Linked DNA regions of Homo sapiens: region 1 is linked to region 2. Evidence: chromatin contacts called from ENCODE Hi-C or POLR2A ChIA-PET data. All regions are on one chromosome and are shown on one strand. Each heading gives the region's core, a stretch centred on a gene start or an enhancer-like site at or near the end of the contact. The rest is flanking DNA. Distances are from core to core; before and after follow the strand shown. Region 1 holds the start of HMG20B (high mobility group 20B). Region 2 overlaps NFIC (nuclear factor I C).

Evidence for each region. A loop is a pair of places that touch in the nucleus more often than their neighbours do. ChIA-PET counts read pairs that join two places held with the same protein, here RNA polymerase II (POLR2A). Pooled maps may share reads with other maps.
Region 1: a pooled map shows a loop between it and region 2 (3-fold over the local background). The contact joins the promoter of HMG20B here to the enhancer-like site in region 2. A Hi-C loop is called at or near these places in 2 of 50 pooled maps. POLR2A ChIA-PET finds 5 or more read pairs at or near these places in 2 of 52 experiments (B cell and activated CD4-positive, alpha-beta T cell).

What each region holds. Positions count from the first base shown.
Region 1 is chr19:3,570,827-3,574,193 of GRCh38, forward strand. It overlaps HMG20B (high mobility group 20B), which reads left to right and starts at 2,118. Exons shown (of 10, transcript NM_006339.3): 1 at 2,118-2,168; 2 at 2,466-2,521; 3 at 2,866-2,974. The coding sequence starts at 2,484. It overlaps LOC124904618 (a long non-coding RNA gene), which reads right to left and starts at 2,991. Exons shown (of 2, transcript XR_007067101.1): 1 at 1,719-2,991; 2 at 1-829. RefSeq lists enhancers at 764-1,332, 1,333-1,900, 1,795-1,884 and silencers at 2,065-2,204, 2,225-2,274, 2,295-2,384.
Region 2 is chr19:3,449,545-3,452,952 of GRCh38, forward strand. It overlaps NFIC (nuclear factor I C), which reads left to right. Exons shown (of 11, transcript NM_001245002.2): 8 at 2,938-3,122. Among named protein-coding and RNA genes, the nearest start is that of SMIM24, 29 kb to the right of the region's middle. Within about 2 kb of position 1,492, at least 22 of the 41 ENCODE cell types and tissues checked have a DNase peak (open chromatin) inside an H3K27ac peak, as active enhancers do.

The DNA of each region.
Region 1 (3,367 bases), core at 868-3,367, 120 kb after region 2:
AGTCACGCAGCCATCACTGAAATCAAATTGTAAAATACTTTCATCACCCAAATGAAAACCGCATCCCTCTCAGTGGTCATTCCCCACCCACTGGCACCCACACGTCCCCCTCCTGTCTCTGTGGATGGGCCTTTCCTGAACATTCTGATCACACACTGTGTGACCTTTGTGTCTGGCGTCTCTCACTGAGTGTGATGTCTTCTAGGTACATCCATGCTGTGACTTGTGTCAGAGACTCGCTCCTTTTTTTTATGGCTGATAATATTCTTTTTTTTTTTTTTTGAGACGTAGTCTTGCTCTGTTGCCCAGGCTGGAGTGCAGTGGCACAATCTTGGCTCACTGCAACCTCTGCCTCCCAGTTCATGGGATCCTCCTGCCTCAGCCTCCCATGTAGCTGGGATTACAGGCGTGCACCACCACGCCTGGCTAGTTTTTGTATTTTTAATAGAACTGGAGTTTCACCATGTTGGCCAGGCTGGTCTCGAACTCCTGACCTCAAGTGATCCGCCTGCCTCCCAAAGTGCTGGGATTACAGGCGTGAGCCACTGCGCCCGGCCCATGGCGGATAATATTCTGTTGTAAGGATATATCCCGTCATCGATCCATGCATCATTAGCAGACGTTTGAGTTGTTTTCACTTTTTGGCTATTATGAATCACGCTGCTACCGACGCTTGTGTACACGCTTTTGTTTGAACACCTGTTTTCAGTTGTCTGGAGTATATTCCTAGGAGTGAACTGCTGAATTGCATGGTGATTCCACATTTATTTAACCCTTTGAGGAAATGCCAGTCTGTTTTCCAAAGCAGCTGCATCTGCCTCCTAGACATCTGAAGGATTCAATGAATGTGTATTGAGCATCCACCATGGGCAATGCTGTGAACCAAACAGGCAGGCCACAGGGAGAAGCCGACTTATGGAGGCAAAAAAAAAATCAGAGAAGGCCTGGCTGAGCAAGTGACATTTAAGCGGACTTGAGGAAGAGGAAGTGGGCCGGGCGTGGGGGCTCACGTCTGTAATCCCACCACTTTGGGAGGCCGAGGCGGGTGGATCACGAGGTCAGGAGTTCAAGACCAGCCTGGCCAAGATGGTGAAACCCTGTCTCTACTAAAAATACAAAAATTAGCCGGGCGTGGTGGCAGGCGCGTGTAATCCCAGCTACTCGGGAGGGTGAGGCAGAGAATTGCTTGAACCCGGGAGGCAGAGGTTGCAGTGAGCCGAGATCCAGCCACTGCACTCCACCCTGGACGACAGGGTGAGACTCCGTCTCAAAAACAAAAGAGGAGGTGAGCAGCCCCAACTTGGGCCAGAAGCCTAGACTGCTGCTGGGAGGTCCCTGATCCACCAGAGCGGAGCCTCCTGACCCATCCTCACGAAGTCCTTGCCATCTCCCTTCACCACCATCTTTCCCCAAACACTTCCAGCCCAGCTCCCAACCCCACCCCCTGCCTGACCCACACCCAGTTCTCAGCTTCCCAGCATCCCAGTCTCTCTGTCCTGGATATCGTGTGATGTCCCCGTTGCACAGGGGGGAAAGCCGAGACCCCAGAGGGAGAGCAGCCCCTATGGCCAGAAGCCCTCGGATCCGGACGTCGGGGGCTCTAAACTGAGTAAATACATAGGAAACTTCTCCGCTAGGTTTTGCAGGATGTTAAGAACAGGTCCCACCTTGCCTAGGGCTGGGGACTGCCTCGCAGGACCTTAACCCTAGCAACCCACCTCCGTCCCCATGGCAACCGGGGCGGGGCCCGACCCGGATCCGCCGGTCGCCCCATCCGGCAGCGGCTGGGAGTCTTGCCTTCAGAGAGGGAGGAGGAGTCCGCGCCTCTCCTACTGGCCCTTTAAGAGGCTCCGCCCGGCAAGTCCGCCACTCGCTCCCGATTGGTCCCGAGCGCGGCCGAGCGCAGCCGAACTTGACGCACCGCCCGCAGCCTTCCTTACCAACCTCCCACGCGACTCAGCAACCTCCCCAACCAATCGCCGGCCGGCGCGCCGATCGGTATCTGCATGGGCTCGCCCGGGGGGAAGGTCTCACCCAATGGGACCGTTCGCCGAGGCCTTCATTAGCATGCCGGGGGCGGGGAGGGGCGGGGCGGCCGACGGGGGCGGGCTGCGGGCGGTTGGTTGGAGCGTCGCGCAGTCGGGAGGTCCGGGAAAGTTTCTTTGGAGGTGAAAACAGCCGCGGAACTCCGGGCCCTGAGAGGGGGCGGGGGTGCAGGGGTCCCAGGGCCGGGCCGGGGTCTTTCCTGGCCCGGGGGAAACCGGCCCAGGCCTCCCGGGGGGGGCAATCGCCCAACAAAGGATTCTTGGGGCGCCCGCCCTCGAGGACTTCCCTGCCCCTGGATCCGGCCCCCCCAGCGCTCCGGGCCCGGCATCCCGGGGCTCTCCATCGCGGGGTACCCCAGTTCGCGGTCTGCCATCGGGCAGCCCGGGCGCTACTCACCTCCGCCCGCGTCCGTGTTCCAGGTCCGGCCCGGAGCGGCCATGTCCCACGGCCCCAAGCAGCCCGGCGCGGCCGCCGCGTGAGTGCACTGATCCCCTCCCCACGCCCTCGCTACTTTCCCGGCTGCAGCCCTAGCTCCTGAACCCCTGACCCAGTCCCTCCCGCCGGAGTCTTGACTCCCCCACCTGGGTCAGGGGGCTTCTCCCTCCACCCAATTCTGCACCCCCCACCTCGGCCTCCAGTCCCTCCCAGGAGCCCCGCTTGTCCCACCTTCCCCGGATACTGACCCCATCAGACCCTGCCTCCTCGGGCTCATGCACTCTCGCTGCAGCCCCGCCGTCGGGGGTCAAAACGCCCTGGGGTGGGCTTTTGGGGGAGGGGAGATTCTTGGGACGGGGCTGACCGCGGTATCCTTGGCTCCAGGCCGGCGGGCGGCAAGGCTCCGGGCCAGCATGGGGGCTTCGTGGTGACTGTCAAGCAAGAGCGCGGCGAGGGTCCACGCGCGGGCGAGAAGGGGTCCCACGAGGAGGAGGTGAGAGTCCCTGCGCTGAGCTGGGGGAGGCCCCGGGCTCCCGCCCCAGCCTCGAAGCCCCGCCCCAGGCTGGATTTGAATTGCTTGTGGCTCCGCCCACAGCCCATTTTCCTCTGGAAGCTGAGACCCCGCCCCGTGCCAGCTGCCACGCCCCTGACAGGTCCTCTGCCACTCTAAGTCCAGGCCCCGCCCACCGCACAATGCCAGCTCTGCCCACTCTAAGGTCCCGCCCACTTCCACTCCTTGGGGGCGGCACCCTCCCCTTGGTCCTGTGGGCCCGTTCTCCAGCAGAAAACCACGCCCACCAAGCAGAGGCCACGCCCACAACCGAAGTCAACGCCAACCCTGTACTCAAACCTCGGCCCATAGTTCCTCAGATCCCCTCACCCCTGG
Region 2 (3,408 bases), core at 242-2,741:
AGGTCAGGAGTTTGAGACCAGCCTGGCCAACATGGTGAAACCCCATCTCTACTAAAAATACAAAAATTAGCCAGGCGTGGTGGCACGCACCTGTAGTCCCAGCTACTGGGGAGGCTGAGGCAGGAGAATTGCTTGAACCCGGGAGGTAGAAGTTGCAGTGAGCAGAGATCACACCACTGCACTCCAGCCTGGGCAACAGAGTAAGATTCCATCTCAAAAAAAAAAAAAAAAGCTAGGCTTGGTGGCTCATGCCTGTAATTCTAGCACTTTGAGAGGCCGAGGCAGGCAGATCACAAGGTCAGGAGTTCAAGACCAGCCTGGCCAACATGGTGAAACCCCTTGTCTACTAAAAATACAAAAATTAGCCGAGTGTGGTGGTATGCGCCTGTAGTCCCAGCTACTTGGGAGGCTGAGGCAGGAGAATCGCTTGAACCCAGGAGGCAGAGGTTGCGGTGAGGCGAGTTCACGCCATTGCACTCCAACCTGGGCGACAGAGCAAGACCCTGTCTCCAAAAAAAGGCTAAGTGCAAGTGGCTCACGCCTGTAATCCCAGCACTTTGGGATTTCAAGGCGGGCGGATTACGAGGTCAGGAGATTGAGACCATCCTGGCTAACATGGTGAAACCCCGTCTCTACTAAAAATACAAAAAATTATCCGGGCGTGGTGGCAGGCGCCTGTAGTCCCAGCTACTTGGGAGGCTGAGGCAGGAGAATGGCGTGAACCCGGGAGGCGGAGCTTGCAGTGAGCCAAGATCGTGCCAGTGCACTCCAGCCTGGGTGACAGAGCGAGACTCCATCTCAAAAAAAAAAAAAGAGACATCTCCATCTCGGCCAGGCACAGTGGTTCACACCTGTAATCCCAGCACTTTGGGAGGCCGAGGCAGGCGGATCACCTGAGGTCAGGAGTTCAAGACCAGCCTGGACAACATGGTGAAATCTCGTTTCTACTAAAATACAAAAATTAGCTCGGTGTGGTGATGCATGCCTGTGATCCCAGCTACTCAGGAGGCTGAGGCACAAGAATTTCTTGAACCCGGGAGGCGGAGGCTGCAGTGAGCCAAGATTGTGCCATTGCACTCCAGCCTGGGCAACAGAGCAAGACTCCATCTCAAAAAAAAACAAAACAGAACAAACAAAAAATCACCTTCCATGGTTGCCATTGGGATTAAGGGGGGTGAATTGTAGGAAGCCTCAAATATTGCTTACCACCCCATGTTCTAGTGATCAACTATTTAGTTCTTTACACAGTCATGCACACAGAGAGGCAGTCCCAAATCAAAGCAGCCATTTGGGCCAGGGGTCAGCAAACGCTGGCCCCCTGGTTGCCTGTTCTTACGAATAAAGTTTTATTGGCAAACAGCCACGACCACGTCTTTGTATATGTCCTGTGGCAGCTCTCACCCTGTCTTGGCAGGGCTGAGTAATTACAGCAGAGACCACGTGGCCAAAAGCCAAAAATATTTACTATCTGGCCAGAGGCTGTGGAGATGAGGGAGTGACTGCTATAAATAGTGAAAATACTAAAAATCACTGAACTGTTTAGAAAGAGGAAAAGGCAGGCACCACAATAGAATATGACTCAGCCATGAAAACGCACGAGGCTCTGACGCAGGCCACCTTGAGGACGTCATGCTCAGTAAGAGAAGCCAGACAAAAAGGCCACACAGCATGTGATCTCATTTCTATGAAATGTCCAGGACAGGGCCAGCCACAGAGGCAGGAAGGGGATGTATGGGTGCTGGGGCTGGGGGAGGAGGTGAGGAGTGACGGCTGATGGAGACGGAATTTCTTTATGTGCTGGAATTAGGCCGGGCACAGTGGCTCATGCCTGCAATCCCAGCACTTTGGGAGGCTGAGGTGGGTGGATTGCTTGAGTCCAGGAGTTTGAGACCAGCTTGGGCAACATGATGAAACCCCATCTCTACTAAAAATACAAAAAATTAACCAGGCGTGGTGGCACACGCCGGCAGTCCGTGCTACTCAGGCCGAGGCAGGAGGATCACCTGAGGTCAGGAGGTCAAGGCTGTAGTGAGCCATGATCATGCCCCTGCACTCCAGCCTGGGTGACAAAGCGAGATTCTATCTCTTAAAAAAAAAAAAAAAAGATCACTATTCAGCCATTTGCAGAAAGAGCTTGCCAACCCTAGATTTATAGTGTAGACTGTGGGGCCAGATGGGCTGGGTTCAAATTCCCGGTCTGCCATCTGATGCCGTGTGGCCCCAGGCAGGTGACACATCCCCTGAAGGCCACCCTGTCATCCTCTGTTTAAAAAAAAAAAAAAAAAGACGGGGCCAGGTGCAGTGGCTCACGCCTGCAATCCCAGCTCTTTGGGAGGCCAAAGTGGGCGGATCACCTGAGGTCAGGAGTTCAAGACCAGCCTGGCCAACATGGCGAAACCCCATCTCTACTAAAAATACAAAAGTTAGCCAGGCATGGCGGCGTGCACTTGTAATCCCAGCTACTCGGGAGGCTGAGGCAGAATTGCTTGAACCCAGGAGGTGGAGGTTGCAGTGAGCTGAGGTCATACCACTGCACTCCAGCCTGGGTGACTGTCTCAAAAAAAAAAAAAAAAAAAAAAGACCAGGCTCAGTGGGTTACACCTGTAATCCCCGCACTTTGGGAGGCCTAGGAGGGAGGATCGCTTGAGCCCAGGAGTTCGAGACCTGCCTGGGCAACATAGCAAGACCCCCACCTCTACAAAACTAAAAAATTAAATTAAAACACAAGGATAATATCACAGCCCCAGTGGGGTTGCCGTGGGAGTCGGGGAATTTGGGTGTCAATGTGGTCAGTGCTGCTGGGTTTTTTTGGTGGTTATTGTTACTAAACGCACTGAGATGCCGGCAGGAATGACACCCACAGACACACAGTCACACGGTCACAGAGCAGACCGGCTGGAGCCCCCAAGTAACCCCCGCTTCCCACTGTCTCCGCAGGGATCGCCCGGAGCCCACACCCGTCCTCCGCTCTGCATTTCCCTACGACGTCCATCCTACCCCAGACGGCCTCCACCTACTTCCCCCACACGGCCATCCGCTACCCACCTCATCTCAACCCCCAGGACCCGCTCAAAGATCTTGTCTCGCTGGCCTGCGACCCAGCCAGCCAGCAACCTGGACCGGTGAGTTGGGCGGGGCGCATTCGGGCCTCTCCTGGCGGCTCCAGGTGACCTCCCGGGGGCCACGTGCTCACACGAAGGCACAACCTCTGCTTAAAAGGGTCTTGAGGACTTGGCTCTGAAGTCCCCTCCTCTGTCGTGCTGGGAGGCAGCTGGATTGGGTCAGAATTGAGATGCTTTCGGATGTCAGGGTTTCGGGCGCATCATGTCGCACCCTGTGGGGTCTGGGTAGCACCCGTAGGTCCCAGCAACTGCGTGAGTCGTACTCATGTTAACACAAGGCAGGGAG